3 separate regions of the Homo sapiens genome follow, and regions 2 and 3 are each linked to region 1. A link is a loop called in an ENCODE intact Hi-C map of the cell type or tissue named here. Cell type or tissue: CD4-positive, alpha-beta T cell. All regions are shown on one strand. Each heading gives the region's core, and the rest is flanking DNA. Links, peaks and the distances in the headings are about the cores only.

Evidence for each region. A loop is a pair of places that touch in the nucleus more often than their neighbours do. Peaks named below come from ENCODE experiments on the same cell type or tissue, not always from the same donor. Only the 100,000 strongest peaks of a DNase experiment are listed, where the experiment ranks them.
Region 2: it touches region 1 in a loop (4-fold over the local background); 7 of 110 quality-filtered maps call a loop at or near these places.
Region 3: a loop joins it to region 1, with 5 times the contacts of the local background. A loop is called at or near these places in 3 of 110 quality-filtered maps.

The regions. Positions count from the first base shown.
Region 1 is chr11:32,578,585-32,589,419 of GRCh38, reverse strand. It overlaps EIF3M (eukaryotic translation initiation factor 3 subunit M), which reads right to left and starts at 5,589. Exons shown (of 11, transcript NM_006360.6): 1 at 5,491-5,589; 2 at 2,276-2,408; 3 at 688-826; 4 at 285-408. The coding sequence starts at 5,532. RefSeq lists silencers at 2,614-2,713, 5,744-5,803 and enhancers at 5,434-5,583, 5,226-5,878. In CD4-positive, alpha-beta T cell, for the core only: no CTCF peak of the experiment used is centred there; DNase peaks (open chromatin) are centred at 4,739 and 5,679; H3K4me3 peaks cover 2,459 bases; H3K27ac peaks cover 1,582 bases.
Region 2 is chr11:31,364,035-31,374,869 of GRCh38, reverse strand. It overlaps DCDC1 (doublecortin domain containing 1), which reads left to right and starts at 5,131. Exons shown (of 39, transcript NM_001387274.1): 1 at 5,131-5,173. It overlaps DNAJC24 (DnaJ heat shock protein family (Hsp40) member C24), which reads right to left and starts at 5,010. Exons shown (of 5, transcript NM_181706.5): 1 at 4,958-5,010; 2 at 4,011-4,154. The coding sequence starts at 4,121. RefSeq lists an enhancer at 4,718-5,197. In CD4-positive, alpha-beta T cell, for the core only: no CTCF peak of the experiment used is centred there; DNase peaks (open chromatin) are centred at 5,079 and 7,879; H3K4me3 peaks cover 1,725 bases; H3K27ac peaks cover 901 bases.
Region 3 is chr11:34,439,235-34,450,069 of GRCh38, reverse strand. CAT (catalase) reads right to left here. Exons shown (of 13, transcript NM_001752.4): 2 at 707-878. Among named protein-coding and RNA genes, the nearest start is that of CAT, 5.7 kb to the right of the region's middle. RefSeq lists an enhancer at 10,804-10,835. In CD4-positive, alpha-beta T cell, for the core only: no CTCF peak of the experiment used is centred there; no DNase peak of the experiment used is centred there.

The DNA of each region.
Region 1 (10,835 bases), core at 1,773-9,772:
AGGATCAACTGAAGTCGGGAGTTCGAGACCAGCCTGACCAACATAGAGAAACCCCGTCTCTACTAAAAATACAACATTAGCCGGGCGTGGTGGCGCATGCCTGTAATCCCAGCTGCTCAGGAGGCAGAGGAAGGAGAACTGCTTGAACCCTGGAGGCGGAGGTTGCGGTGAGCTGAGATTGCGCCATTGCACTCCAGCCTGGGCAACAACAGTGAAACTCCGTCTCAAAAAAAAAAAAAGTACATTTCTTATAAGCAGAACAACTATTCCACACAGTAACTCACTTGATCCAGCTCAGTTGGGATGTACTGGATGGCCCCACAAGATGCTGCCACTTTAATAAGGCTGCAATACACTGTGTATCTTACAGGAGTATTCTTATCCATCCCGTGGAAAAGGTTGCTTAACCTGGTTGGTTAACAAACAAATAAACAATGTTTGAAATCAGCAACCAGTTTTAAGTTGAGGTTAGCTCTCACCACAAACCTGTGGCAGGTACCGTTAACAACTTCATATTACAAAGGAGGAAACTAGGGCACAGAAAGGTCAAGCCACTTGCCCAAGGTCACAGCTAATATGAGCCACAGCTGAGAGTCAAGTTCCAGAATTCCTGCTCTGCACCATTAAAAGTTAGTAACATGAAAAAAGCACCTAGAAAAACTGAGTTTCTTTCAGATCTTAACTTACAACTGCAGTCTCAGAGACGGGCGTTCACCTTCGCGAAATTTGACCAGCTTTTCACATAGGCTTTCAATCAAAGCTTCTTGCTTGTCTGGTTCCAGGATCAAGAGTAGGGATACCACACTGTTCATCACACTTTCAACATCTACACAAGTATGGATAACACAATCAACAGTGATACTACAATACTCAATGCGTCTAGTTAAATATGCATTTCCAGTGTTTTAATACAATGAAGACCATCAAATGTAAGACACTTTCGCATTCAGAAAGCAACTTGTATATTTTATTAAAGAGGAAGGAAATTGATACCTAAGATGTGGTTTCTTTTTTTTTTTTTTTTTTTTTTTCAGATGAAGTCTTGCTCTCTTGCCCAGGCTGGGGTGCAGTGGTGCGATCTCGGCTCACTGCAACCTCCGCCTCCCAGGTTCAAGCGATTCTCCCGTCTCAGCCTCCCAAGTAGCTGGGACTACAGGCACCCGCCACCACGCCCGGCTAATTTTTGTATTTTTAGTAGAGACGGGGTTTCACCATATTGGCCAGGCTGGTCTTGAACTCTTGACCATGTGATCCACCTGCCTCGGCCTCCCAAAGTGCTGGGATTACAGGCGTGAGCCACTATGCCTGGCCTATGATGTGGTTTCTAACTAGTAAAACAGAGACTGATTTACATGTATATAAAGTTTCAATTTTCACTGTCATGATATTCAATCATTTGGAAGTTACTGGTATGATTTAGGACTAGGATACTTTCTTAATTAAGGAAAACTTTGTGTATACATATAGGAAATCAGAAATTAAAGCTGTCAGCTCTCTGCTTGAATTAGTTATTTTTAAGTATTACAGATATTAATCATATCCCAAATTTAATCTAATTTTTTTGTATATGTGCTGCCGAAATCAGCATCCAAGTTTGATCTCTAAACCTTAACTAGAGATTTCCGAACTCAACAATTCTGAAAATTTCCCATTCTATCTCAATAAACAGGAAACTGGCCTAATAATTAAATGGCTATTAGATTACTTGAAACTGTATCCCATTTGATGTTAATCTGAAACTTATGAACAGGAAAGAGCTTCATTTTTTTCATTTTATTCTAAGACTATAAGCATTTAGTGTAATAACACTTAAGAAATACACCTATGTATAAAATAAAGGTTTTCTCAAAATAGGTTTACTTTATAGGTATAATAGATTACACAAACTGAAAGCATGTGTGAAGGTAAGATTGAAAACAACAGTGCTTAGACTCTGGTTAACAATGTATTGTATAGTTGAAAGAGCTAGAAGAGAACTGTTGAATGTTTCCAACATAAAGAAAAGATGTGTGATATTCCAATTACCCTGATTTGATAATTACACATTGCATACATGTATCAAAATATCACCTGTGCCCCCAAAATACATACAACCACTACCTATCTATTTAAAAGTCCTGTAGTCTGAAATTCAAAACATATAAATACAGTCAGCCTTCTGTATCTGAGGGTTCCAAATCCTCCTTGCCTCAGATAATGAGGGACGACTCTATAATTCACAAGAAAAATTTAAAAGATTTTATTAGGAAATATTAGAAAAAAATTAAAAACAAACCTTTATCATCCTCCTTCAGACACACATCACAGGCTTCAATAATTTGAGCTAAATCAACATGAAGTCCACCTTCCGAGTTCTCTTCTGAAATCTCAGCTCCTTTAGATTTCAGATAAGCACGAAGCTCAGCAGCCTGTTGAGGATTGCTCTATTATAAAACTGACTACGAATGACAAAGCACAATCTCAAATTCTGTCCTCTTTCTGAAAAACTAAAACGGAAATACTGTATTCAACAACTATTTCAAATAATGTTGAAGACCCCTCCCTCACCTCATCCATCTTGGCAATCCCACAAGAGCCACAGGTTTTCCTCCATGAGGTCCAGTGGCTCCTTAGACACACTACAGCCCCCATGGATCACCTTCAGAATTTCTCTCATGTAGTCTGCACCCTGCTGGACTTCCAGCATACAGCAAAAATCTTTTTGATAATATAACCCAAAGGGTTTGGTGGGGGTGTGGTTGCTGGGGAGAAGAAATCAATCTGACTTGGCAGATTTCATTTTTTTGAAAGAAATGAACAATAGTATTGCTCTCAAGTACACACATAACCACAGCTACTAGAAAAGTTACAGACATTACCTTGGCAAAAGGGTAATCATTTGTTAATCAGTTGAGAAGCTATTTGAGATAAGCATTTTGGTTCACAAAAGGGCAATGCGGTGAATGCTGCCTTAAAATTACATCGAACTGGATCTGTTATGTAACTAATCTCTTAAAATTAAAAATGCATATCTGAGTCAGCATGCATCTTCGGACCTATAAAAACACAACTACAATAGCACATTCAGTCACTTGGACATTTCCTACCCTACTACCGAATTATATATATTTATTCCATTTTTCTTCTGGGACTCTTTATGGCAGCCAAACAAACGCAGTTTTTTTTTGTTTTGTTTTGAGATGGAGTTTCACTCTTATTGCCCAGGCTGGAGTGCAATAGCATGAGTGCAATGGAGCGATCCCGGCTCACTGCAACCTCTGCCTCCGGGGTTCAAATGATTCTCCAGCCTCAGCCTCCCAAGTAGCAGGGATTACAGGCATGCGCCACCATGCCCAGCTAATTTTGTATTTTTAGTAGAGGCAGGGTTTCATCATGTTCGTCAGGCTGGTCTCAAACACCTGACCTCCGGTGATCCACGGGCCTCGGCCTCCCAAAGTGCTAAGATTATAGGCGTGAGCCACCGTGCTCAGCCTGGTTTTAAAGATAATAAAATGAGGATGTGCAACAGGAATATGAAAGGATACCATTAGTAAATGCACAGGCATTACATTTTCTAGACCAAGCCAAAAAAAAAAAATTCAAAGCCATCAAGATTTTTAAACCCCCAAGTATATTTAGTTGCCTCAGGAAAGTATTAAACCTGCAGATCTGACGGTACTATCCTTTCAGGTAACAAGAACACAGTAACTTCATAGAAGAGTTGGTATTATAAGCAAAATTAAAAAAAGAAAACAAACTGTCACCATGTCAGAGAAAACAAAAATACCTCCAGAAATCATGCTTCATGCTTCTCTATGGAGGAAACAGATACACAGCAAACTTTTTCTAAGAACTATTGAACCACGTTTGCTGTTTTTCTGTCATCCTCACTGCCACAAGTGGTTGTGGAAGCAGCATAAGCAAAGGAAAACAAAAAAAGATAAAGAATTCCATTTAACTCTAATCAAGCTGAGAATTTCACCAAAGTTAAACTAATCCTGAGCAATTTCATATTTCCCTGAAAGGACTGTCTACAGCGATACTGATGTTACAAGAACAGAAGCAGAGCCTGAGAAAAGACACTTTAAGATACGATCAATGACAAGAACTTCCTCCATTCACTTTGTATGTTAAAAAAAAAAAAATTCCAAACACTTTCTCAGTTAACCTAACAGCCAACTGTTGGTAACATGCTTCCATTTCTAATCAGGTATCTTTTTGTCTTTCATATCTTCCTATCTGTGCTTAACCTCCCCATCCTTGACCTTTTCTCCGCCTTTTGCATTTTCCCTTCTTACTTTGCTCTTCAGAGCATCGGAACTGCATTCCTACCATGGGGCGGGGGGAGGAGAGAGGGGGAACTCACTCCCGCAATTCTGTAAGTTGTCTTAGACAAGTAAACTTCCATGCGAAGTTTATGATATCCAATCATTTGGAAGTTACTTCCGTGTTAGTGGAGTAACAGAAATAAAACGACAAAGTTAGGACTTCACAGAAGAATTTTCAGCAATACAAAATTAACTTAAAGAATACGATGTCGTGTTCAACTCCTACCAAATAAGGTTAAACTTTTGTTATGGGGAAAATGAGAACCATCAGCCCTGTATACCAAAGAGCAAACGCCAAACGGGAAATTTAAAAATATCAGGATGGTCCATCAGGTGTATGCCTCACAGAATTTAAGAGCTGAACTGATACCATACTTCCGGGGTACAGAACAACTCTCACCCTCATACAAGTAGGAATAGAAAGCAAGTGTAAAATACGGGTCGTCTTCGCCTGTGATCGCACAGTAATACGGGCGTTTTGATCTTTTTTTTTTTTTTTTTTTTTGAGAGGGACTCTCGCTCTGTCGCCCAGGCTGGAGTGCAGTGGCGCGATCTTGGCTCACTGCAAACTCCGCCTCGCGGGTTCAAGCGATTCTCTTGCCTCAGCCTCGGCAGTAGCTGGGACTACAGGCGCGTGCCACCGCGCCCGGGTAATTTTTTTGTATTTTTAATAGAGACAGGGTTTCACCGTGTTAGCCAGGATGGTCTCGATCTCCTGACCTCGTGATCTGCCCGCCTCGGCGTCCCAAAGTGCTGGGATTAAAGGCGTGAGCCACCGCGCCCGGCCCGGCATTTTGATCTTTAGCACAAAATTACTTTTCCCTACCCTGCTTATGCTAACTACAGATTCACCACCTCCCACTCCGAATGTGGCTGCATTTGACGGACGGAAGCAGACATCATTCCTCATCAGTCTAAAAGTACTATGTCGTCAGAAATGAGTCCCGACGCCGACCAGGGAGCTGGCGGTGAAGCGTCGGGCCCCGCGCTGGGACCGCCGGCCGGCGAGCTGGTGCGAATCGAGGCCAGGAACGCGCGCCCCAGCCACCGGCCTCCCCATTCTCGCGTGTAGAACAGCTGCGGGTGTCAGCCCCGGCCGCCCGGCCCAGGCTCGGCAGCGGTCCCTTGCGCTACTAGGACATCCCCCACCCCACCGTGGCGGCACCCGTAGACCGAAGCACACCTGATCTTCTTCACTGATGTCGATGAAGGCCGGGACGCTCATGGTGCAGGCCCGGGCACAGCGGACACTCCACTCGCAAGACCACGCCGACCGGAAAAGGGAACTGGGCCGCGCGACGCTGCTGGCGCAACTGCTTCCGGGTCACCCTGAGCGGCGACCTGTTGGGGCGGGGCCTTGAGAGCCAATCCTATCGCGCGCTCTCGCCGCGGAATGCAGCAGGGCGTGGCAGACGCGCTCGGGCTGGCCTAGTGGGTGGGACTTACTGGGCCTCCACTCAGCGACGCTTGTCGCGGCCTCCAGTTTTCAGGCCCGTGTAGCTAACTGCATTGATGTTGCCTCCCGCTGGCGCCTCCCTAAGTCCACCTTCCCTTGAAATGTTAAGCTTGTTGGGTCTTACCAAGTATGGATGGGTTTGTGTAGACCTGAAACTCTCCTGTACTGCTGTTGGGAACATAAAATGGTGCAGTCACTTTGCAGAGGAGCGGCAGTTTCTGAAAAAGTTCAGTATCCACCCAGCATATGACCCAGCTATTCTTCTACCCAAACTGTATGTCCGTACAAAGACTTGTACAAGAATGTTCATTGCCGCTTTTAAAAAATAGCAGCTTTGGCTGGGCGCAGTGGATCTCACGCCTGTAATCCCAGCACTGTGGGAGGCCGAGGTGGGCGGATCACTTGGGGTCAGGAACTGGAGACCAGCCTGGGCAACATGGCAAAACCCCGTCTCTACTAAAAATACAAAAATTACCGGGGCATAGTGGTGCGCGCCTGTAATCCCAGCTACTCGGGAGGCTGAGGCAGGAGAATCACTTCAACCTGGGAGAAGGAGGTTGCAGTAAGCCCAGATCATGCCACTGCATTCCAGCCTGGGCGACAGAGCGAGACTCCGTCTCATAAAATAAATACACAATTCAGTAGTTTTTAGTATTTTCAGAGTTGCACAACCATCACTACTATTTAATTTTAGAACATTTTCATCACCTACAAAAGAAACTACCCATCAGCAATCACTCCCCAGACCCCCGGCCCCACCTCTCTCCAGCCCCTGGCAAACACTACATTTTGTCTCTATGAATTTGCCTTTTCTGGACATTTCATGTAAGTGGAATCACAAAATACACGGTGGCCTAAGTCAGACTTACTTCATTTAGCATAATGTTTTCAAGGTTCGTCCATGTATCCCTCCTATATTCCTATTTATTGCTTATAATATTGCATTGTTATGGATATACCACATTGTGTTGATTTGTTCATCAGTTGGTGGACACTTGGGTTGTCTCCATTTTTTGGCTATTATGAATAATGTTTCCATGAACGTTAGTGCACAAGATTTTGTGTGTACGTATATTTCTCTTAGGTATGTACCTATGAGAGGAATCAGTGGCTTATTTAGTAAATTTATGTTTAGCTTTTTCAGGAGACAGTTTCCAAAAAGTTAACACTTTATTTTCAATAGCCAAAAAAAAGGAAACAACCCAAATGTTCATCAATAGATGAATGAAGTGGATCAAAAAATTGTTATACATCTGCTTAATGGAATACTGCTGTGCAACAAAAAAGGATGAATTATTGATACATGCAAAAACACAGATGAATCTTTTTTTTTTTTCAGTCTCTTCAGCCTGGGTGACAAAGTGAGTGAGACTCCATCTCTTAAAATAAAAGCTTGATTTTTTTTCTTTAGTTGACAATCCCAAAATAATTCAAAATAATTTTGTTCAGTTAATCATCATACTGTATGATTCCATTTATATAAAACTCTAGAAAGTAGAAACTATAATGACAGCATTATAGATTGCTGTTGCCTGGGGGCAGGGATTGGGTAAGGCGGGGGGAAAGATGGATACAGAGGGGCTTGAGGAAGTTTTTGGGGGTTATGGATGTGTTCATTATTTTGACTGTGATTGTGTCATGATTGTATACATATATAACATTTTTCAAAGTGTGCAGTTCAAAAATGTGCAGTTTATTGATACCACAATTATACTTCAATATAAAATAAATGCCAAGCAAAGGAAAAAAACAAGGTTGAGGGGATAGAGGACACAAAACATCTGGCTAGACTAAATTTGAAAGGATTCATTCTTGCATGGAATAGCCTTAACAATGTGGAAAGTGAAACTGAAGGCAGGGAACCTGTGTCATGTTCACCCTGCATTTCCGCACCCACCTCAGTGCCCAGCCCACAGCAGATCATCAGGAAATACCAGTTGATTCTGAAGGAATAATCCCTGGGCTCCTCCCCTCGCCTTATTATTGCAAAGTTCGAGGAATACAAACTCAACAATACAATACCATTTTATCAAATATTTAAAAGACTTGTCTCTTTTTTACTATTGTTATTTTTTTTTTCATTCTGTGATCCTTGTGAAGTAAAAGAACACCCAGGGAAATTCTTGAGAGAGGATATGGACAGTTATTTAAAACTTTAAACTTTCATTCATTCAAAATAAACACACACACACACACACACACACACACACACACACACACACGATGGAGGTGTGGTAGGCCCGAGTAGTCTTGGGAAATGCAACATTTGAGTAGGAAATGCGGAAATGCCTGTCCTCAGTTATTTAAAACTTTAAACTTTCATTCATTCAAAATAAACACACACACACACACACACACACACACACAGGATGGAGGTGTGGTAGGCCCGAGTAGTCTTGGGAAATGCAACATTTGAGTAGGAAATGCCTGTCCTCACCTAGGTCAGGATGAATCTTGTGAGACAAAGTAGCAAACCTAAGAAGGAATGTTTGCTCATTCTGTTTGCCAGAGAATTTCGCAAAGCCCCTGACTCAGTGAGTGAGGGCAACCCTCTGGAAGAATACCCTAAAGATAAACAGGATAGAGCACAGGTCCCCATTCTCTTGCCTGAATCACTGCAGTTTTAGAAAACATAAGTTCAATGATCCTAGCCTCTGCCTCTTCATGTGCATGGGTATAATGCACACCCATGTCTGACAGCAATAATGATTATGTCTCCATAATCTATAACCAGATGGACCCTGGCACCCAAACCATGATGTGATTTCGCTCTAATGTAACTTCTGAGCACATTTAATGTAACTTCTGAGCACAGGCAGAGCCACCACTGATGTACACAAACTGTGTGCGGAAACACTGCTTTGGAGCAGTTTAACAGAAACTCTCTGGAAGACTCTCTGGGTTGCAATCCTCGGTAAGACCTCTGAATAAAACTAACTTTAATTCTTTAAAAGCTTGGCTGGTGCGGTGGCTCATGCCTGTAATCCCAGCACTTTGGGAGTCCAAGGCAGGTGGATCACTTGAGGCCAGGAGTTCCAGGCCAGTCTGGCCAACATGGTGAAACCCTGTCTCTACTGAAAATACAAAAATTAGCTGGGACCTGGTAGGCTGAGGCAGGAGAATCACTTGAACTCAGGAGGTGGAGGTTGTAGTGAGCTGAGATCACGCCACTGCACTCCAGCTTGGGCGACAGAGTGAGACTCCAAAAAAAAAAAAAAAAAAGGAAAAGGAATCACCAGGGAGTTGAACAAAGCCCCACCATCTGCAAGGCAGTATTATCTTAGTTTAATTTTTACCTGAAAAATACAACCAAATATGTACAGTTTTTCTTTATTGTTTAATTTGTCTATGTTCCCTTTGTTATCTCCTTTCTGATTAAAAATTCCGGAAAATGTGGATTTAACTATGTTTTTAAGTATTCTATTTGCAAGAGCCATATTAATATATTTGCTTGAAATTGTATTATTGGAGCAAAGTTATATTTTTTACAAGAATGCTTTGCATGACAGTAATATCTAAAATTTGTTTTCAAGTCTGTATCAGCATCTCAGAATGAGGCAATTATTCATCTGATAAACGAAAGTATATTTTTATGCTAAAATAGTATATGTGGCCAGGTGCGGTGGCTCATGTCTGTAATCTCAGCACTTTGGGAGGCTGAGGCAGGCAGATCACCTGAGGTCAGGAGTTCGATCAAGACCAGCCTGGCCCCCATCTCCACTAAGAATACAAAAATTAGCTGGGTTTGATGGTGGGTACCTGTAATCCCAGCTACTTGGGAGGCTGAGGCAGGAGAATCGCTTGAACCCGGGAGGGGGAGGTTGCAGTGAGCTGAGATCGCGCCACTGCACTCCAGCATGGACGACAAGAGCAAGACTGTCTCAGAAAAAAAAAAATAGTATATGTAGTTGATTACCTAAATACTAAGACTATGTATAGAGGGTAATCCATTCTAAATAGGTGTCATTTATAGTATATTAGCACATCATACTTTTACTGAGTTGATGAACTATGAGCTCTGAAAAAGTGGGGATGTGTTCATTATTGCATCCCATCCCTTTTTTATCAACGTGCCTGATAGATGGTGCAATAAGTATTTGTTGTATTAGTGAATGATACTCTAAATGTTAACTCGCTAGATAGATTTGCGACAAATCTTTGAAAATTGCTTTAAATTTTAATTTTGAATGAAAAAAATTTTAATTTTGAATCAAAATGAGTGATCACAACATTCTAGGAACCCATGGAAAAGATTTTTTTTAAGCATGGCAAAGACTGTCAACCTGACATCCGCCCTCTTATTCCTTAGCAGCAGAACTAAGGTGTAGTTGTAGGTGCCACAATGCACCCTTCTATGATACGAAATTGATAAGCTTTCTTATAGCTAGGTGTAGCTGGTGAGATGTGGATGGAAATTTTGAGAGCAGCTTCTGGCAAAGCTCTTTCTTGGAACTGACTCTTTTGCCCTTGCCCCCCACCGCCACCCTCCACTTTTTTTTTTTTTTTTGCCTAAAACATGGACTTGATGGTGGGTGCTACAGCAACCAAACTAAAACCAAGACGTGGCCTTGGTGGAAGCCATGTGGTGGAGAGGAAAGACGGAAGGAGCCCATATCCCTGATGACATTAGGAGAGTGTGATGCCAGCCCATGACGGCCTACCCATGAATTTATTTTACATAAGAGGAAAATAAACCTCCATCTTGTTTAATGCACTATTATATTGTTTTTTTCTTGTATACAGACGAAACTAATCTTGATTGACACAGAGAAAAAAGTTTGAAGTCTAAAGTCATAATTTTGTAAATAAAAGGTTTATGTTAGTGCAAGTTAACAAATTTGTATAATGCATATTGATGGTGGGAATCTTGGAATCTCTCTTAATGCTGTTGCAATGTAACATTGAATTTACAAAGCTACCATCTTAGGATCTCAGAGATTTATAGCTAATAATTAAATTGTATACTAGCGATGCAACATATGATTGCACTGACTTTATAGGTGAAACAAAGGATATTTAAGGCAGTTGATTGGTGACTTACTGAAATATATTGCACCTGAGCAGTAGATCCA
Region 2 (10,835 bases), core at 928-8,927, 1.2 Mb after region 1:
ATGGAAAATTCATCAATAAATGATAACAAATTCAGTGTACCTGCAAAAACTGAAACCTAAGTCTAAAGTGAAAGAGACAAAGAAGTGAGTTCATTCACACAGAGGCAGGAGAAATTGAGGAACGGAAGGCATTAAGTACCTTTGAGAGTGGAGTTGAGGGGCAAAACTAAACAAGAGAAAGACTGGTTAAGACTAAAAAAATGGTTAGCCCTCCACCTCTCTTCCTCACTATAAAGCCAGAAATCACAATTCATTTTATGGGGCTAGCATAACTATGATACTAAATTTAGACATAAACATTACGAGAAAAGAAAATTACAGACAAATATACAGCATGAAATTAAACATAAAAATCCATGACAAAATAATAGCAACTAGAATCCCTCAATGTATAAATATAATAATGCTTCATGATAAGTGGTTTGTTTATCCTAGGGATGAGAAGTGGGTTTAACTTAAGAAAAATCTACGTGATTCACCACATTAACAAATTAAATGAGAAAAATCAATAAATGCAAAAATTCAATAAATGCAAAAAAAAAAAGGATCTAACAAATTTAAATACCTACTTACCATAAAAACTCTTAGCAAAGTATTAATTGGAAGAATTTCCCCAAGCTGATAAAGGGCATCTTTAAAAACATACACCTAACAGCATACTTACTGGTAAAACATTGAAGGTTTTCCTCTTAAAATCAGGAACAAGGCAAGGATACCTGCTCTTAACACTTCAACTGAACATTTTAATAGAAGCAACCAGCTAGTGCCTTAACGTAAGAAAAGGAAATACAAGACATACAGATTGGTAAGACAGAATTAAAACTCTCGTTATCTGCAAATGACATAATTGTGTTGGCAGAAAATTCTAAGAAATTGACAAAAATAGCTATGAAAATTAAAAAGCAAATTTACCTAGATTGTAGGATAAGAGACCAGTATATAAAAATAAGCTATAATTTTATATACTATCAATCAACAAGTGAAAAATGAATTATTTTTTAAAATACCATTTATAATGGAACCAAAAACCAAATACCTAGAAATAAATTCAAGAAAAGATATGTGAGACCTCTACACTGAAAATTATAAAACACTGACGAGAGAAATGAAAGATGGCTTAAGTAAGGAGAAGGATACATGTTCATAGATTCAAAGACTCAATATTATTAAGATGCCATTCTACCAAAGTGGATACCTATTATTGCAATCCCAGTTGAAAACTCAAGCAAGATTTTTTTGGTAGACATTTACAAGCTGATTCTAAAATTTCTGTGGAAATATAAGCAAACTAGAATAACCGAAATAAACTGGAAAAGAAGGATAATATTAGAGAACTAACTTTACAATGACTTTGAGACTGATTATAAATCTACAGTAATCAAGATGGAGGTATTAGTAAAAGGATAAACAACATATAAAACAGAATAGAGTCCAGTAATAGACTCATATTGCCAAGACAGTCCAATGGAGAAAAAAATTTTCAACAAATGATGCTGGCACAACTGAATATACTGAGGAAAAATAAAAACATGACCTCACATCTCATGCTATACACAGAAATCATAAGTCTAAAGGTAAAAGCAAATGACCACTTCTAGAAGAAAACATCGAAGAATATTCTCATAACCTTAGAGAAGATGGAAAGTATTAACTATAAAAACACACATTTGATAAATTATATTTTGTCAAAACAAAAAACTCTGCATCAAAAGACACCATTAAGAAAATGACCTGGTAAATCACAGACTAGGAGAAAATATATACAACATATATACAGAATCAAGAATATATTTAATTTAAAAAAAAACACTTCATAAAAGAAAATTATACAAATGGCCAATTATCACATTAAAAAGGGCTCAACATCATTAGTCATCAGATAAATTTTAAAAAAGCAACAACCCCACAATGGGGTATGACCAGACACTGTAGAGTAGTCCAGTGATTCTCATGGGATGTGGCAATTTTGACATGCAGGCGGCATTTTTGGTTGTTACTGGCATCTAGGATCCTGCCACACATCTTACAAAGCACAGGACAGCCGAAATAACAAAGAATTATCCTGCCCAAAATGTCAATGGTGGCAAAATTGCAAAAACTCCAATAGCCAAAATGAAAGAGACCAATAACATCAAATATTGGCAAAGCTGTAGAGCAACCAGAATTCTCTGATACATTGTTAGCGCATATGTGAAATGATTTACCTACTTTGCTGTTTGACAGATACTACATATTATGTGCAGACTGCTTCTCAGTGGCCAATTAAAGGCCAGCATGGCCTACAAGAACCAGAATGATCCAGTCTACTTTTCCAGGTTCATTTCCCAATTAACTGAGTGAGGTACAAGGATGGTTTAATATTAGGATATTTTTCAATAAAGTCTACTTGATTCTGCTGACAGAAACTTTAAAACTTCTGGGGCAAAAGGTACCTTAAGGTCATTTAGTCCAACATACTACCTAAAGTAAGAATATTAGTACAATCCTGATGATGAAACAGTTAGTCTCTCACAATGAACATTAATAGTTTTGGCAAAACAACACTGATGTAACTGGTATAAACTAAAGAGACAACAAATTCTATATAAATAATGGTTCTTTACTCTTTATAAACTGAGTTAACCGGACGTCGGTATAGAATTACAGACATTGGCTTAAGAAGCATCACAATACAGATTGAAAAAATGAATATAAAAATTCAGAGATATATTTACAAATACTACAATTCATTTAAAAAAAAAAGAGTCGGCCGGGTGCAGTGGCTCATGCCTGTAATACCAGGACTTTGGGAGGCTGAGGCGGGAGGATCACTTGAGGTCAGGTGTTCGAGACCAGCCTGACCAATATGATGAAACCCTGTCTCTACTAAAAATATAAAAATTAGCCAGGCGTGGTGGCATGCGCCTTAATCCCAGCTACTTGGGAGGCTGAGACAGGAGAATCCTTTGAAAGTGGGAGGCGGAGGTTGCAGTGTGCCAAGATCGCACCATTGCACCCTAGCCTGGGCAACAAGAGTAAAACTCCATCTCAAAAAAAAAAAAAAAAAAAAAAAAAAGTCAACTGATAATTAGTGTATAAATGGTCTAAATCAGCATTACCCAATAGAAATATAATGTAAGTATAAATGCCGGCTACATATGCAATGTTAAAAAAGTAAAATGCAAGAGAAACAAACTTTGATATGTGCAAATACATGCATGCATATTATGTATATAAAACACAAAATAGCCAGTAATCCAAAATATCATCATTTCAATATATAATCCACATAAAAACTGTTTGATTATTAACTACAAAGAATTATCAGACAGGGAGTTTAACTGTGATAAGTTTATTAAAGGATATAGTAGAAACAGTGGACAGTATGTATAAAAAGATGAGAAAGAGATAGAAACTTTAAAAAAGGAGCCAGTAGAAATGCTAGATATGAAAATTAGGTAAGAGATCAAGAATTCTTTTAAGAAGTTTATCAGCAGATGGACACAGTAGAGGAAAAATAAAACCAGTGAACTTTAATCAACATAATCAACATAAAAATTGTTAAATTATTTTAATTCCTTTTAAATACTGTCTTTAAAATCCAGTGTATATTTTACCCTTACAGTCCATCTCAAGTCAGGCTAGCCACACTTCAAGTAATCAACAGCCACATGTGGCTAGTAGCTACTGTTGTTTATTATGTAACAACACTTCTAAATATTTTACATGGATTATTTCATTTAATCCTCCCTTGGCACATATAAGAAAAAGTAACTTGTCCAAATTCTCACAGATAAAGATGGACTCAAGATTCTAACTCAAGCAGCCTGACTCAGATCTCCTGCTCCTAACCATGCTTTTCCACCTCAAATCAAGTTTTTCTGCAATATTACTGAAATGTTCAATTAAATCAAATTAATACCTGGATTCCTGCCACTGGTATCCTATTTTCTGGAAACCTAAATTTGTGGTTTCATATAAAAATTGATTTTTTTCCCCTCATGATTTAAAATCTGAAAGAAAAGACTTACCATTAATATGAGTTTTTGATATTTTTGTTTTAGGTCTGATATATTTGCAGATGGGTCTGCTCCCAGGATGCTGTACCAATCCTTTTTTGGCATCTGCTCAACCGCCATCATCCATGGAACCAGAAGTGGGCCTTCTCAGATTAGCTGAATAGAAATATTAATGACAATTCATCACAGTTTGCCATGTATCTAAGAAAAAATTAAGTACTGCCCTTGTAAATTCTTTAGTATTTAGTCGAGTAAATCATGATTATAATGCAAACCTGAGGAAGCACAGATTTTCATTTAAAATGCCCCAAGAATTCCAGGTATAAGTGTACCGACAAGTATGGAAAACGTGTTAGGTATTTCACGATATATATTTATACTTTAATTAATGAACAGCATTAAAAAAAAGAATTTTATAATGAACCAGGTGGTGTATGAACCTCTAAGAAGGTATTTCTGCTAGTCTTATGATAAAACTGGCACACAAGTAAGCACCCACTAAACACGCTGGAGGAGCTTAATGAATATTTACAAAATGAACGAATAAAAAAAAAGCAAAACAGAACATCAAAGAATTAAAATAAATTTGGGGGCATTCCTTCTGAAAGTTTCTCGTTTGCTTTTCCTCCAGATTGTCTGGAGAGCATGATATGGGAAATAACGTCAGCACCAGCTGGTAGAGAACAAGAGTCCCCTGTTATTGGAGAGGCGCTGAGACCTCGCAAAGACAGAGTGAAACTCTCTACGCGAGGATGCCCCAGTCTTCCACGCTCCAGAAGAGAGACCCTACCAGGAGCCCCAGAAATCAGGCAACCTCTTCCCACAGCTATATACACTTAACGAAACAGCCGGGGCCTCCTCAAGCTCGGGACTTGGGAATCTTCTCCATTCACAGTCGGCTTTACCCACCCAGCCATTGGCGGGCACCCTCTCCGCGCTTTATACGACATCAGACCTACCTAACTTCACATAGGCGCTGCTACCCACTCCTCGCCTGCTGTCGGCCAGAACTCCGGACCGGCTTCTTCTTCCGCCGGAAGTCACTGTTCCGACGTGTTCGCGTTTCTGGCCGAGCTGATGTGGCCGTGGCACAGCTCAGAAGCGACGCTCCGCCCACCCCGACGCGGTCTCTATGGTAACCGGTCACCGCTTCTATGGAGTGGCGTTTACTACCAGTAAGTTCCCAAACTGTGAAGAAAGGCGCCTTTGGCTTCGCTCTAAGTCTCTCTTTTCCGGGCCCCGCGACTGTCGCTTCTCTCCTCCTCCTCAGCGAGCACCCCCTCGCCATCCCAGGCTTTCCCCGCCTTTTTCAAAGCTTCCTCCGTTTACCGTACCCTGAGCTACTCTCAATCTTTTCGGTTGGTGCTTGAACTCTGGGGTGAGAGAGGGGTGCGGGGGCAAGGATGTGAGAAGGATGAGGAGACCTGATGCCACTCTCGTCCCTACAGTTCCTTTACAATGTTCTAATTCGAAAATTAAAAGAACTAAAACCTATGCCAGGTAGGGCTAGATGTGCGGGGGATGGGGTCGGTTTAATTTTTTCTGCAGAAGATATTCGACGTAATTATTAATATTTCTTTTAGACCTTAGCAACCAACTTACAACATAAAAACGTTCCAAAATTCTTTCACATTTGCTATTTCACTTCGCTTTCATTTCAACCCAGTGAGACAAGTAAGGCAGGTGCCATTATTCCCACTTTATAGATGAGGAAAGAAATCAAGGATCAAGGCCAAACAGCTAGTTGGGTAGGGGCAGAACAAGGACTCAGCAAGTCTACACATTCCCAGGGCAGCTATGCTATCTTTCAAGCTTACAGAAAAAAGCAGAATGAACTGTTCTTCTTCGAAGCAGTTAGGGGGCACTGCATATGGGCACTGTTGGGGTTTGTTATTGTTGCTGGTGGTGGTGGTGGTGGTGGTGGTGGTGTTTTTCTCACCTTTCTTTCTTCTCCCTTTCTTGATTCCTGTGTTTCCTTTTATTACTTCTTTGTGCTGCTTACTTTACATTAACACCTCTTCCTAGCATTGTACCTGGAGATGAAAACTACATCTTATTTTTGGCCAGCATGACATAAATTTCACTTGGAGATGTTAAAATGGTTTTGTTGTTACTGCTTTGATTTTGCTTTCCTTCTTTTTTAAACTTCTACCAATCTGAGTTTGAGAAGCAGTCAAGATAAACTTAAGCAGAATAAATAAAATAATCTAATATGATCAGTTATTTAATGATGTTATGAACTATAAAGAATAACTGAATGAAACAAGCAAGTTTAAAAATCTAAAGATGAAAGCATAGATTAGGTTCTCCACAGGGTTTTGTCATGTTTAAAGGCAGATACAAAGAGCATCTGGTTTTAGTCCTGGCTGCATCATACTTTCTTGTGTGGCCTCATGAAAATACCTAAAGCAATGGAATTAAGTAGTGTGGTGAATGCTTTTCTAAACAGTACTGTCAGAATGATGCCACCTTGAACATCTCTAGCCCTCAAACTCCCTTCTGTCCACAGCTTGGTTCTTCCTTGTGTAGGTAGATATGCTCCGGTACTCCAGGTTTTTTGTTTTTTACAGCAAAAGCATTTTATTTTGATTTACTATTTATTAGGTTATTGTGTTACCTTATTTATTTATTGGGGTTTGGAAAGTAAGAAATAGTTTTTTTCCCCAGCAATACCAAATATTTTGTCATTTCATCTCTACATACTTTAGTTTGCATCCCTAAAATGTACCAACTTTTTCTTTTATCTCCATAATGTCATTATTGGACTGTCACATAATATCTAGACCTTACTTACATTTCCACGGTTAATTGAAAATGTCTTTTTCTGGTTGGTTTGCTTGACTCAGAATCAGACAAAATGTACACTTTCCATTTAGCTGTTCTGTCTCTTAAATATCTTTTAAATTATAGCAGTCCCATTTCTTCACTAGAACCTTGTTTTTTTCTTTACTTGCCATTGGCTTACTGAATGAGAACAGTTGTCTTACACTCTGCTTATACCAAAATAAACTTCTTAAAACAATTTTTACATAAATTTCTGATCATTAAGCTTCCTTCATTTTTCATTTTATAGAGCAGTACTTTCCAATAGAAATATAATGTAAGCCGTAAGTGCAAGCTACAAAATTAATTAATCTAAAAATTATTAAGGCGATACTTTACATTCTTTTCTCCTACTAAGTCTTCAAAAGCTGGTATGTATTGTGCCCGAACACACCTCAATTTGAACTAGCACATTTCAAATGCTCAGTAGCCACATGTGACTAGTGGCTACTGTATCCAGCAGGGCAGGTCTAGAGAATAAAGTCCTAACTCCTTAACCTAGCATTCAAGTTACCTCTTCAATATGATCCTTACTTTTCCAACCTCCCCTATTATCTCCATACATTAAACATTTAAACAATTGGATCTTTTCATGGTACTGAAATCAACCCAACAGTCCCATAGACAGGGTTTTGTTTGTTTGTTTAGTTTTGTTTATTGGGGTTTTTTAAATTAATAAACATAGAAATGGACACTTCTTTTCTGAAAGCTTGAAACTTGCATTTGTTTTATCTTTTTGTTTGCTTGTTTGAGACAGAGTCTTGCCCTGGTGTCCAGTCTGGAGTGCAGTGGCATGATCTCAGCTCACTGCAGCCTCTACCTCCCAGGCTCAAGTCATCTGCCCACCTCAGATTCCCAAGTAGTTGGGACCACAGGTGCATGCCACTATGCCTGGCTAATGTTTGTATTTTTTTTTGTAGAGATGGAGTTTCACCATGTTGGCCAGGCTGGTCTGGAACTCTTGAGCTCAAGCAATCTGCCTGCCTCAGCCTCCCAAAGTGCTGAGATTACAGGCATGCGCCACTGCGCCCAGCCACATTTTGTTGATCTTTATCTCAGTTCCTTCCTCAAGAAAGGATGCCCAGACCTCTCAACAAGTATCAAAGAGCTGAAACTCACCAGATTACTGCATCTAGACAGTGATATGCCAGACCCCTCATTCTTCGTTATTGTTTCCTTACCCTTCCTTAGTTCCTGTTTTCTCATACGTAGTTAACATTTCTTCCCTGTTATATAAACCCCTAATTTTAGTCAGTGAGGAAGGTGAATTTGACACTGATGTCCCATCTCCTTGGCTGCAGCATCTGATTAAAGCCTTCTTCTTTGACAATAATCATTGTCTCAGTGATTGACTTTTTGGGTGGTAAGCAGCAAGACATAGATGGAACTCCTGGTGTTTTGGTAACAGCATTTCATCAATAATTGTGTTCAAATGCTTCTCCTTACTTATAACACCCTAATTCTTTTCTTCCTCCTATCAGAGTAATCCCTGCTTTAAGGCCTATCTCTTCCATCAAGCCTTTTATGATGGCCTGGTCCTTAGAACTTACTGCCGCCCCTCAACTTTCATAGCAAGTCCTTTGTATATCACAGTATATTGTTTTCCTTAGAATATATTCTGATTCCCCAGTTGGGTTGCAAGCTTTCTGAGAGCAAGAACACCTCTCCAGAGAAACTAAGAACCAGCTATCTTGCCTCATTCTCTGGAGTTCTAATGATACATAGCTCTAATAGTTTTGTTTCTCAGTATCTTATATTTAAAAGGCAATTTATCCATTTTATGTGAAACTTACATAGTGGAAATATAAACTATGTTAGTATCATGGTTAAAAGCATGAACTCTAGAGTCAGAACATATGTGTTTAGTCCAGGCTTTTCCTCTTACGGCTATGTGAACTTAATTCATCTCTTTGCTTTGGTTTCTTCCTCTGTAATATGGGAGTAATAATAGTATTTCCCTCATAGATTTGTTGTGGGAATTAAATGAGATAGTTGTGCCTGAAAGTAATAAGTATTCAGTAAAGGTTAGCTATTGTTGTTATTATTAATTAATAATATTTGTTGCACATTTGATATATTAGAATGTTGGACATTCATAACAGTATTTTAGGAATTTCCAAAGAGAGCAAATGACAGCAAGAAACAATTGAATTGGAAAAATAAAATCAAACCCAAATATTTGTTGAACTGTACATTTGGTTGGACTTCAGAATAAATTAAAAGGATAGGCAAAACTTTAGTTTGCGTCATCAGCATCTAACATAACCAAGGTAGGCGTATATTAAATATTTGATTCCCAGATGATTGATCAAGTGCTATAGATGTAGCTAGATACATCAGGAGTTTAAGATCCTTTGTCATGATGATAGGAAAAAATGACATTGTTATTAAATCTATCACTTTGGTACACGCCTGCCCGTAAACTAACGTCTACCAGACATTCACAAATTCTTAATTTGATGTCATACTAGTCAATTGTGCTTCTCATTGATGGATAATAATGGAAATCTATATCTATATTATATAGATGTATACATATAGTGTACTTCTGCTAATTATTTCCTATTCAGGATTATATTTACTTGGCTCTTTTGGTAGTTCCATCACCAACTATTCCTTCATTTCCTTGATTTTTATTTCTGAATTTTAGGATTTTTATACCAGTGAACTAAGCTGTATTTAAGTACCATGGGATATGATGGTTATGTTCCAAAATTGAATGATTGTCTCTAGAGCAACTTATAATCTACTGGGAAGATAGAAAAACCACCAAAAACTAGCTAGTTATTTGATTTTTAAAAGTCAATGATATATATACAGCCTTCATTCACCTATTGACTCAATCGACAAATATTTGTTGAGTGTCTCTTATGTACCCCACACTCCGTTAGTTACAAGAGACACAAAACAAAGTTGACTGTAGTCCTGTCAAAAGCTTAGTTTATCTGGGTAAACAGACATTTAAAAAGGAACTGAAATAACTGTAGGAAGTACTATGCCAGAGGAAATACCAGGTGCTGTGACATTAATTAATAACTTGCAGGTATACTAATACGTAGAATAGATTACTTGAATGATTAAAATCCTTGAATCAAGATGAAGCTAATCCAGGAAGATGTATGAAATGTTAAGTTTTAAATAGTGTTTTGAAGGAAGGGAGAGGTGAATGACTAGGATGAAAGAAACTTCCTTTCTTCTTTTTTTTTTTTTTGACAGATTAACATAAAGCTTTAGATAGTATTGAGAATCAGCTCTAATGAATAATCCTAGCTCATCTTTTAGAAATGGTTTTCATTTTTCCCTTTGTTGGTTGTCTTAACTCAGTCTATTATCTGCTTTGCCATTTTGACAATAGTCATCATCGATGAACTTTCGTTGAGTTTGTGCAAGGCAGTACACTAAGCAGGAGAGAAAGAGGAAGAGGTAAATATTTTTTGCGGGCACCGCACTTGTTGCTGTGTTTTTCTTGTTTTTTAGCATTATGTGTCAGTTCTTTCTAACTTTTTTCAGACCTCTTATAGGTCTTTATCTTATCTGAGATTTATGTTCCTGTTTTCCTATCTTCACATCTAATGTTTTAATCATTCCATGAGCCTATTAAAAATATTGTCTGTAATCCATCTTCTATTTATCTTTAATAGTCATACAAATACCAACTTGTTTTTTCCCCCATTCACTTGTTTGCCCTTTTCTCTTTTTTCTTATCACCACTCTGGTTTTTCTATGCACTTTCCAACTACACTGAAATTTGTGGTGATCTCTTCCAGTCATGTGGGGATATGCATTTATATACAGAAGCTCCTTGACATGTGATGGGATTATCTCTGATAAGCCCATTTTAAGTTGAAAATATTATTAGTGCCTTAATACATCTAGCCTACTGCACATCATAGCTTAACATAGCCTACTTTAATTGTGCTCAGAACACTTTCTTTAGCCTACAGTTGGGCAAAATCATGTAGCACACACTACACCATAGAGTATTGGTTGTTTACCCTCAGAGAGTGCATGGTT
Region 3 (10,835 bases), core at 749-8,748, 1.9 Mb before region 1:
CATGTCTAGATAGGTTTTCTCCTGGTACTCCAGCTTCCCCCCACATCCCAAAGATGTGCGTGTTAGGTGAACTGGCATGTCTGAATGGTCCCAGTGTGAGTCCACCCTGCAATGGACAGCATCCTGTCCAGGGCTGGCTCTTGCCTTGTACCCCAACCTGCCAGGACAGGCTCTGGCCTCCCACCACCTTGAACTGGAATAAGCTAGTAAATAACTATCTTATTTTACTAATCTTTCTTAAAGGTATGTATGGCTCACATTTATTTCAATGTTTAATATAAGAGGTATTTTGAGTCTCTATTTAGAAGTTTGATGATGTTTTATCAATCAGAAATATGCCATAGGAACTTAACTCTTGCTTACGTCAATTAGCCTATCATAAAATTGGTTTCATTACATGTCGTTTAAAGTCAAAGTTTCCAAGAACCTATTGATGTTAAGTGAGGACTTATTGTATTTTTATTCCTTCAATGATGGGAGAAATGGAAGACTGCTATTTTTAAAAGAAACTATTTTATATATAATGTTTAACCTGAGGAAATAACCATCATTTATTTACTAATTTCCCTACTGCTGGATGTTTTTCCTTTCTCCCACAAATGGAGATTTGACACTTGTGTTAAAGGTCTTCCAATCCTTTGGGAAATAACACTTGACCCAGGTGCTGTGAAACAATCTTTTTACAGCAAATAAACACAGCACTTACCTGCTCCTTTAGCATGCACAACTCTCTCAGGAATTCTCTCTCGGTCAAAATGAGCCATTTCATCAGTGAAAACCACATCCTGAACAAGAAGGGGCCCACGGGGCCCTACTGTAATAACATTAAGTTTGTCTCCTACTGGGTTACCAGCTCCAGTGGTCAGGACATCAGCTTTCTACAGGAACACAGAAAGAAAGTGCAGGAGAGTTAGCACAATCAAACCTTTCATTTACACTGTCACGGGTACATAGCTTTGCAATGTTTATACCATCTGCCCTCTTTTTTAATTTCCTGTGTCCAAAGTACTAAAATCTGACAGGATGGGCCATTGCCTGAAACTTTTAGTGATGCCCCAGAAACCCTTGACAAATCTCAACACTAATCTGCTAAGAAACTTGCTCTGAAGAGCAGAAAGATGATTTTGGAGCCTGAAAATGTGCTCAGCACCTGCTCCAGAGAAAGCCACTGGGTTCTGCAAAGCTCCCAGTCAGAGAGGTGCCCAAAAGCGTCCTACAAGCTTAACAGTGAAATGTCCAATCCAGCAATGAGAAGACGGTCTCCAGGGAAGCTGTGCTGGTCAATACTTTACTCAGAACTTACAAACGCTTTATTACTGCCACGATCTTCAAGTGCGCTACCTTGTTTAGTGCATCTCAAGAAATGTACACCAGCTATTTGCAACATCTCTTTTCAATTAAAAAAAAAAAGTCAATGGCTTTCACTGTCACTAAAAGTAAACTGTTACTGGTAAGGTGGATTATAGTATTAATGTTTTAAAGATAGCAAATGTCTCTGAAATGGGATAGGTTATTTTACTGTAATAAATAATTAATTTTAATCCACCTGATTCTCCAATTTCAGTTACATCAGAAGACACTCAGCTGTCCCTCCTCTAGGGTTAGAGCGGCATTCTTCTAGCCCCACATGATCCTGGAAGCTCATAGCTTCATCTAGTTCCATGGTCAGAGAATACTTTTGACCACAGACAACTGCCTCTGCAGTGTCTTCCCCGGGTCACTGGAAATCAGGAGAGACACGTAAGTGACGCAAAGCTACGCCACCTCCACCTGGGAGAGGAACTCAACGCTGTCTATGACAAAACTCAACAGACCAACTTCACACACAGAGAAAAGCACTATTTTTAGTATTTCCACACACCTAGAGTGGAGTCTGTAGTTTTACTCCCCATGCATGTCTGTCCTGTACATTAAAATAAATTCCTGCCTCTTCTCTAGAAGGCAATACGGTGGGGAGTAGGCACTTACAAAACCACAAAAGATCTGTGAGCTGTTTGAAAAAAGATATTGAATAAAGGAGACCGTGCAATTTGCAAAACTAATAAACAAGACCCTCTCACACACTAGTAAATGCCCTTGCCACTAGAGTTATATCTTCATCCAAGTAGGAAGAGGCCAACATGGCAGCAGGGAGAAACTATGAGTGCCAGCACTAGAGCCTGGGTCCAACTTCCAGTTCTACCAATTACCAGCTATGTAGCTGCTGGTAAGTTACTTATTTATGAGTCTCCATTTTCATCTGCAAAATAGAATAATAAGTACCTCCTAAGGTTAACACATGAATTAAAAGAGTTAAATGTAAAATGCAAGCCACACATTCAACACATATATGCTGTCACTTCACTGGCTGTGAGAACATGACCTCGCAGCAGAAGGAGCAAAGCATTTGAAGTTTTATTTTTCTAGTAATCATGACAGATGCATACTCCTCCATCCACACTCTCTCACTCTACCATCTCTGTCCCTAAACCCATCTAGCAAAGCCCCTTCTAAACTGTCACAGTTTAAGGGTCCAATCAACACTTACCACCCAGTCACATCACTCTTTTGAAGATACATATGTTGCTAATACGTGTGACCCTCTGTGACGTGCTAATACGTGTTACCCTCTGTAGGTTTATTTTTAATTTAAAGTAGAAAATGAACCAGAAAAAAAATTTCTACTTTCTAAAGTAGAAAATGAACCAGAAAAAGAGCAATTTCACCTTTAGTTTAAACCTAAAGCCTTGGTTTTCAACCTTGGCAATGCACTAAAATCACCTGAGGAGCTTTTTAAAGCCTCCTGATGCCTGGGCCATCCCCCCTAGAGATGTCTGATAGAAGTGCCCTGGGTGAGGCCTGGGCTATTTTTAAATGACTCCTGTTCAAGCTAGGATTGAAAACCACTAACCTAGAACTATTGGGTGATAACAAAGTTAAAATAATTAGAGAGCCAGAGCAAACCAAATCTGTTCACTCTTTAAATGCTCTTTTCAACTTACAAACAAGGTATTTAAGGAAGCCTTTAAAAAATAAAGGGACATCCAGGCTGGGCGCGGTGGCTCACACCTGTAATCCCAACACTTCGGGAGGCTGCAGCAGGTGGATCACCTGAGATCAGGAGTTCGAGACCAGCCTGACCAACATGGAGAAACCCTGTCTCTACTAAAAATACAAAATTAGTACCAGGTGCAGTGGAGGGGTGACTGTAGTCCCAGCTACTCGGGAGGCTGAGGCAGGAGAATCGCTTGAACCCAGCAGGCGGAGGTTGCGGTGAGCTGAGATCGTGCCATTGCACTCCAGCCTGGGCAACAGCAGCGAAACTCCGTCTCAAAAAAAAAAAGGGGGGGACATCCCATAAAAGGTACAAGTATGAGAAAAGATACCAAGAAGCTCAGTAAAAGGAACGCTAAACAGATGAGAGTGTTATTTACATGCCAGCATTCTTAACGTGGGGAGGGAGCTGCCCCTAAGGCAGAGATGAGAGCACATCACATGTTCCCTTCTGGTTACCGGGTCAGGGTGATATGGTCAAGAATAAATACCACACCCAAAGGCAGCAGGTGCAGAGTTGGATAAATGAATAAAGTACTAAAGCTTGAGGTGGTCTTTCCTGATGACACTGACTATTAAGAGTGGGAATGCTGGAATTATGGCAGTCCTCCCTCCTGCCCAATGAAGGAATCCCCTCCTTAACATCAATCCTGTTAAGAAATGAAACCTGAGTTTTTAAGTTACAAATGGAGGCTTCAGAATCTCTTCCATTTCCCCACTCTAACAGTTAGATCAATTGTCCTCATTTATATAACAGCTTTCCCCACAAGCTCATGTATATACAATTTACCTTCAAAGCCAGTGGGGCAGGAAAGCTTCAACAGTCAGCAACAGAAAAGGGAAGCCAGGGAGCAAAAACTAGAAAGGAAAAGATCCCCCAACTTCAGGGGATGTTTAGCGCAACATTGGATAAGAGGAACTGATCTAAACTGAAAGATAGAGTATTAATATTAGAAGGTGAGGAGCAGGATGCGGTGTATTTAAGATGAAAATAATTAATGCAATGAAGATTTACTAGATGAAATGAGAGGGTGGGGCTAGAAAACGGACCACGCAAGTTATCTCACTTAAGCCTGTCAATAATCCAGAGATCAATATTATTAATCCCATTTAATGGGCGATACTACAAACTCAGAAAACTTAAGTAACTTTGCAGAGATGTCAGTGTTGTGGCACAGGTTTACTTGTTACATGTAACACGTAAGGACAGGCAAAGAGATTTCCTCCAACTTGCAATTATTGTTTTTAACTCAATGAATAACTTTAGAGCCAGAATATTTTTAAAGAGAGAAAAGCTTCTCTATGGCTGGATAATTTTAAGACCTCTCTCTGGAGAGGTCCTTGTTAACATGTTTACATCTTCCTGGCTGCTAGCTCCCATGACATCCATACGTACCTCTCCTGAACTGCTCTCTCTACCCTGCCCCACACCACTCATGAAGCAGGGCCAAGGGCATCTTCTTGTGCCCCATATAACAAAATATTGTAATTGCCTGTTTATGTCACTGTTTTTCTTTTTTTTTTTTTTTTTTTTTTTTTTTGAGATGGAGTCTCGCTCTATTGCCCAGGCTGGAGTGCAGTGGCATGGTCTCAGCTCACTGTAACCTCCACCTCCTCCCGGGTTCAAGCAATTCTCCCGTCTCAGCCTCCCAAGTAGTTGGGATTACAGGCGACCACCACCACACCCAGCTAATTTTTGTATTTTTAGTAAAGACAGGGTTCCATCATGTTGGCCAGGCTGATGATCTCAAACTCCTGACCTCAAGAAATCCGCCCATCTTGGCCTCCCAAAGTGCTGGGATTATAGGCGTGAGCCACCGCGCCCAGCCTGTCACTATTTTTCCTCTCTAGACTGTGTACTCCTTTTACATCTATATACCTGATCCCTAATACACTGCTCAATATACTAACAAACATAAAACAAATGTGTGTGGATTCAGCATGCAAATAAACTAAACCACGGACCAATATGATATGGCCAAGAGCCTTTCTAACAAGCAGGAGGAAGCAGCAACAGTCTATCCCTCTCCCTGCATCGCCCCTCCAAAAAATGAGAGAAATATTTTAATTTATAAATTCTGATCAAACACCTTTAGACACACTTGTTATGAAAACTGCCACAGAAATTAGCTTGGCTAAAAACTAGCACAATTATTAGAAGTAGGGACTTAAAGTAAAATTCTATTTTGACTTTGCTGCCTTTATAGGCTTCTTTTGGCCAGAGCTAATACATAAATGAAGAAGTTTTCCTGGGAGGAGTAAGGTTGGCTTCATCTGGTGAAATATTTTATCAACATATTACACTTTCCACTTAGTAGTTCCCTTCACTCACAGAAGTTTCAAGAACCTAAACATATTCTTCCACTTTTAATTAAAAGATTGGTTAATGCAAATTGCCCATCAGTCCCAGAGGAGTCATAATGACGTCTTTTCATTCTGTGATAAAGAATGTGCCTAGCGTTTTCTAGCAAATAACTGCCTAACATTCTCCATTTATTCAACAAAGATTCAAGTGCCTACAACGTATACACCCACGTACAGGAAACCAAAGACTGTCCTGACCTTCAAATTTCTTGGTCTGTGGGAAAATAATAAGGGTGGTCTAGATATTGACTGCTGTGGAAGCTAAAGCAATTCCGTCTTAGATACTGATCCACCATGCTGACTTCTGATTAACTCCAGTTTTAAGATTTCCAGTTTATCTATTATTCCTTGTGAAAGAGCCCCTATTTACTATAAATCCTGCCCTGAGGTCAAACAACCTTGACATTATCATACTTCAGTCATGCCATACCTCCCTTCTGAATCGCCCTTCCCTATGGTATTAAGCCCTGGGTCTGAGGGGTAATGGTATGGGATCCACCATCTTGTCTCGCCAACACGCAAGACACAGACATGGTTTCTGGTCCTAAGTCCCTACTAAACATTTCTTTCTGAGAAACTTGATTTGTCAGCCTCTTTCTTTGGCCTCTCAGCTTCCTCAGACTTTGGGGGTAGGTTTGCATAGACCTACCCACCATGCAAAAGCTAAAAAAAAGAAATGAAACCTTAAAAATTTCTGTCCCATCTCCCATAGTCTCTCCCACTGCACATAATGACTTAGCGATTCCATACCTAGGTATATTTCAGGAGAAATGAAAGCACATGTGGACCAAGGGTTAAGTCACTCAGTCACCCCTTCTCCATCCCAAATGTTAGCAGTGTAACATCAATGCAGTTATTACCAGGATTACCCTAAAAAAATATAGACCCTCACAGGCTATAATGCATAGGCAACTCACTGACAGAAATGGATAGTCTAAGACTTAACCTCTCTCCCAGGTAATAAGAGAACTGTATAAAAAGGTAAGGTTTGAAATGTTCAAATTCTCCCATTTTAAAGGGATCAGAGGCTACTTATTAACATTTCCCATTTACCCCCAAGAAAAGAGCACTGGCAGCAAGCTGCACTTAAAAAAAAAAAAAGGAAATGGGTTAAAGGTAAGTATCTCAAAAGAAGAGCCCATGGCATTCTAAGCAGTGAGCAATAAAGTTCCCATTTAAGTTCCCTTCAAAGTGGCTGGGAATACCTGCACAACCACCTCCCTCCTGCCAAGAGAGAAAAAGAAATAAGAATTTTTAAGTGGATCGAGGTCATACTCATGAACACATCTGACTCAATGCTCACTTATTAAAGTTTACAAAACTCCCAATTCACCTGTCAGCAAACCAAATCTGACCACAGAAGATACGCCCAATAAATTGCTTTCACATGGTTGACTGTGTTTCCAAAATAGGACACTCTGATTCTTGAGAGAGGAGGCAACAGAGTGTTCGCCTATAGTAGTCCCAAACCATAAAGCTCTCCTAGATCAGTAAAGCATCACAACTAATTGGGAAGTGGAAGACATCATATTAGCACAAAGCTGCCCACTTAGATAAAAGCATTTACCAAGCAAGGGGAGATTTTTTTTTAATACCATCTGTTACTGTCATAATTTTCTAACAGAATATCTTAATGTCAGAAAGTAAAAATGACATATTCTTTAAAAAGAAATTATGTTGCATGTCCATTGCCGCATCACAAGAAAATGGCTGGACAGATTTTCACCAAATATGAAATGTACGCTTTGGATAATATAGTAGAGTCAGCTTCCTGGACAGGGGGTAGACTACCCCAGGTGTGGCCTGTAACAGAGTTCTAGCCAACAGAATGTAAGTGGCAGTGACCCTGGACCCTAAACCTTCCCACACTCATATACCCTTCTCCACGCTCTTGAGCCTTCTGTGCTGGACAGTGACGCCCATAAAAGCCATGTTTGACCAAGGGGGAGCTTCCTTCAGCCTGGTGCCCTCAATAACTGTGGGAAGCAGAGCACCCACCCACCTCCTTCAACCTCAAACCACTTTGGGCCATTCATGTAGGAAAGGAATACATTTCTTTTTTTTTCTTTTTGAGATGGAGTTTCACTCTTGTTGCCCAGGCTGGAGTGCAATGGCAGGATCTCGGCTTACTGCAACCTCCGCCTCCAGGGTTCAAGTGATTATCCTGCCTCAGCCTCCCAAGCAGCTGGGATTACAGGCATGTGCCACCACGCCCAGCTAATTTTGTATTTTTAGTAGAGACAGGGTTTCTCCATATTGGTCAGGCTAGTTTTGAACTCCTGACCTCAGGTGATCCGCCCACCTCAGCCTCCCAAAGTGCTGGATTATAGGTGTGAGTCACTGCACCCGGCCATAAATTTCTAATATGTTTATACCATGATACATGTTGAGATTTATTATTATAACACTTAGCCTACACATGATTCCACATGATTGAACTTAAAATATGGGCTATGAATTAATAATTTAAAAGCAATTCAATTTTTAAAAAGACAGAAAATTTGAACATATACTTCAAAGGAATATATACCAATGGTCAATAAGCATGTAAAAAGATGCTTTGCATCATTAGTCATCAGAGCAAAGCAAATTAAAACCATAATGAGATACCACTGCACACCCAACAACTAAATGTAAAAGACTGACAACACCAAAAGTTGGTAGGATGTGGAGCAACTGGAACTCCCATACACTGCTGATGAAGTATAAAATGGTACAACCACTTTGGAAAAAGGCTCAGCAGTTTCTCATAACACATTCACTTACCTTATGACCCAATAAATCTACTCCTAGGTATTTCCTAAGAGAAATAAAACCACCTGTGCACAAAAAGACTTATGTAAGAATTTTTATAGCAGCTTTATTTATTTTTAATTTTTAAGACAGGGTCTCCCTCTGTCACCCAGGCTAGAGTGCAGTCATGTAATCATGGCTCACTGCAGCCTCCACACCCCAAGCTCAAGCAATCCTCCCAACTCAACTTCCCGAGTAGCTGGGACTACAGGCATGTGTCACCATGTCTGGCTACTTCTTTTATTTGTTGTAGAGATGGGTTTTCACCATGTTGCTTAGGCTGGTCTCAACTCCTGAGCTCAAACTATCCTCCCACCTCAGCCTCCAAAAGTGGTAGGGTTATAGGCATAAGCCTTCATGCCCAGCCACAGCAGCTTTACTTACAATAGAAAAAAAATTAAATAGCCCAGGTGTCCAGCAACAGGATATCCAAATGGTGGTATATTCAAATAATGGAATCTTACTCAGCAATGAAAAGAACAAACTGCTAATACATGAAACAACTTGAATGAATTAAAGGATGGACAGACAGATGGAGTAACGTAATAAAAGACACAGGGCAAAATGTTCCTTGTAGAATCTAGATGGCAGATATATAGATATACACTGCAAAATTTTTTCAACTTTTCTGAATATTTGAAATTTTTCATTTAAAAAAAGTGTTTGAAAATTATATAGGCTATAAGGCATATGCATAATTCCTTTTGGAGGGCCCTGGGTGGAGGGAGAAGTGCCTAAAAGAAGTAAGCGGTTTTTACTAAGAGCAGCTAAAACTGAGGAACAGTAAGACATCAATGTGACTGCCAATCAGGACGATGTACACAGTGCCCTGAGATGTCATGGACAAAGGGGATGGCTGTATTTCAATTAAGAGCCTCCCAACTATAGATGTGTTTTGGAGTCAGCCATTTCTCACATGGGCAACTATGTAAGGTAAATCAACAGCAGGGACTTCAACAGTTCATGATTCTCCCAAACAAGGAAGAAGGCAGCTAGTCTCAGAATAAAGGGGAGTCCTTTAAAAATGAAAATATTACACCTGTAATCTCGGTACTTTGGGAGGCCAAGGCGGGCAGATCTCCTGAGGTCAGGAGTTCCAGTCCAGCCTGGCCAACATGGTGAAACCCCATCTCTACTAAAAATACAAAAATTAGCTGGGTGTGGTGGTGGACACCTGTAATCCCAGCTACTCGGGAGGCTGAGGCAGGAGAATTGCTTGAATCCGGGAGGCGGAGTTTGCAGTGAGTGGAGATCATACCACTGCACTCCAGCCTGGGCAACAGAGCAAGACTCCGTCTCAAAAAAAAAAAAAGAAAAGAAAAGAAAAAGAAAAAGAAAATATTTTGTTTTGTAAAAATCTCACTACTTTGTCCACACTTTTCTCAATTCACCGAGTATTCATGAAAACTTCAGTGTGAACCAGGATTTGCACCCACTGGGTAAGGAAAGAGTCTTGGGTCCAAGAAGCTGAATTCTAACCTTGTCTCTGCCACTAAGTAGTGGCACATCCTTTACTAAGACTCTACCTCTCTCTGGTTTACTTTAAGAGCTCATGAACCAACCTAATGGTATATAACAAAGAACAGGGCCAAGAGGGGAGATTTTCCAGGCCCTTGGAGGAGAATGGCAGCCTTTTCCCAAACAGGGAACCATTAAAGCAATCCATGAGCACTTAGCATTAATACCCCAGTTCACGAACCTGAGTTTTGAGCAAGAGCACTAGGCAGAATAGGGAAAACAGGGCTGCAGTCCTCTGTCTACCATTAACCAGCAGCCAGGGAACAGGGCAAGACCTTTAGACTCCCTGGGCCAATCTGCCAACAGTAGACTCAGACCAGATGTGGTCTCATCTAATCCAACCTCCTCATAGATGCCCTCTGAGACTCTGCAGCCGTGGGCACAGGCCAGGAATGCCTCCCCCACCACCAAGTTAAAATCCTACTCATTTAAAAAAATTCCTGTTCAAATGTCACCTGCTTTGTCCGGCCCACCTGGTCACTCCCTCTACATTCTACAGATAACCTCTATTAGAGCCCTCACCACGCTGGAGTGTAATCATCTGTTTATGTGTCTCGTCTCCCAGACTAGACTCTCAGCTTCTCAAGGGTGTTGTTCTTGCCGCACTGGAATTTGTACACCTTGCCCCGAACAGTGCCTAGCACCTACAGGTGCTCAAAGAATAGAATAAACGCATTAATCAATCCCTAATGTCACCCCCCAGCTCTAAAATGCTAGGCTTGACATTTTGAAGTGCAAATGAGACAATGAATGTAAAAGTTCTTTTATTTAGTCGTTTAATAATGTGCATAGTACGTACCAGTCACTGTGACTGGTGCTGGAGACCTCAAGATTGTAAAACACAATCCCTGCCCTGCTGGGACCCCACAACTATGAAAGCGTGTAAACAGTATTTCAAGAAGGGCACCATTAGAGCCTGGTTCCACTTCTCCCCTCACTGACTTCCTTGCAGCTGCAGCTCTCTGCCTCTTTCCCCATGAGCCCTCAATCTGTCCTCAAGCTGCGACCTCTGTCCCAGTTGGCAAAAGTGCAAAATTCTGAAGCAACCACCCGAGCCTGTCGCGGACAACAAAGCCTGCAGTCCCGCGCCCCACTACCCGGACCCCCCTCCCCTGCTTCGGCGAATG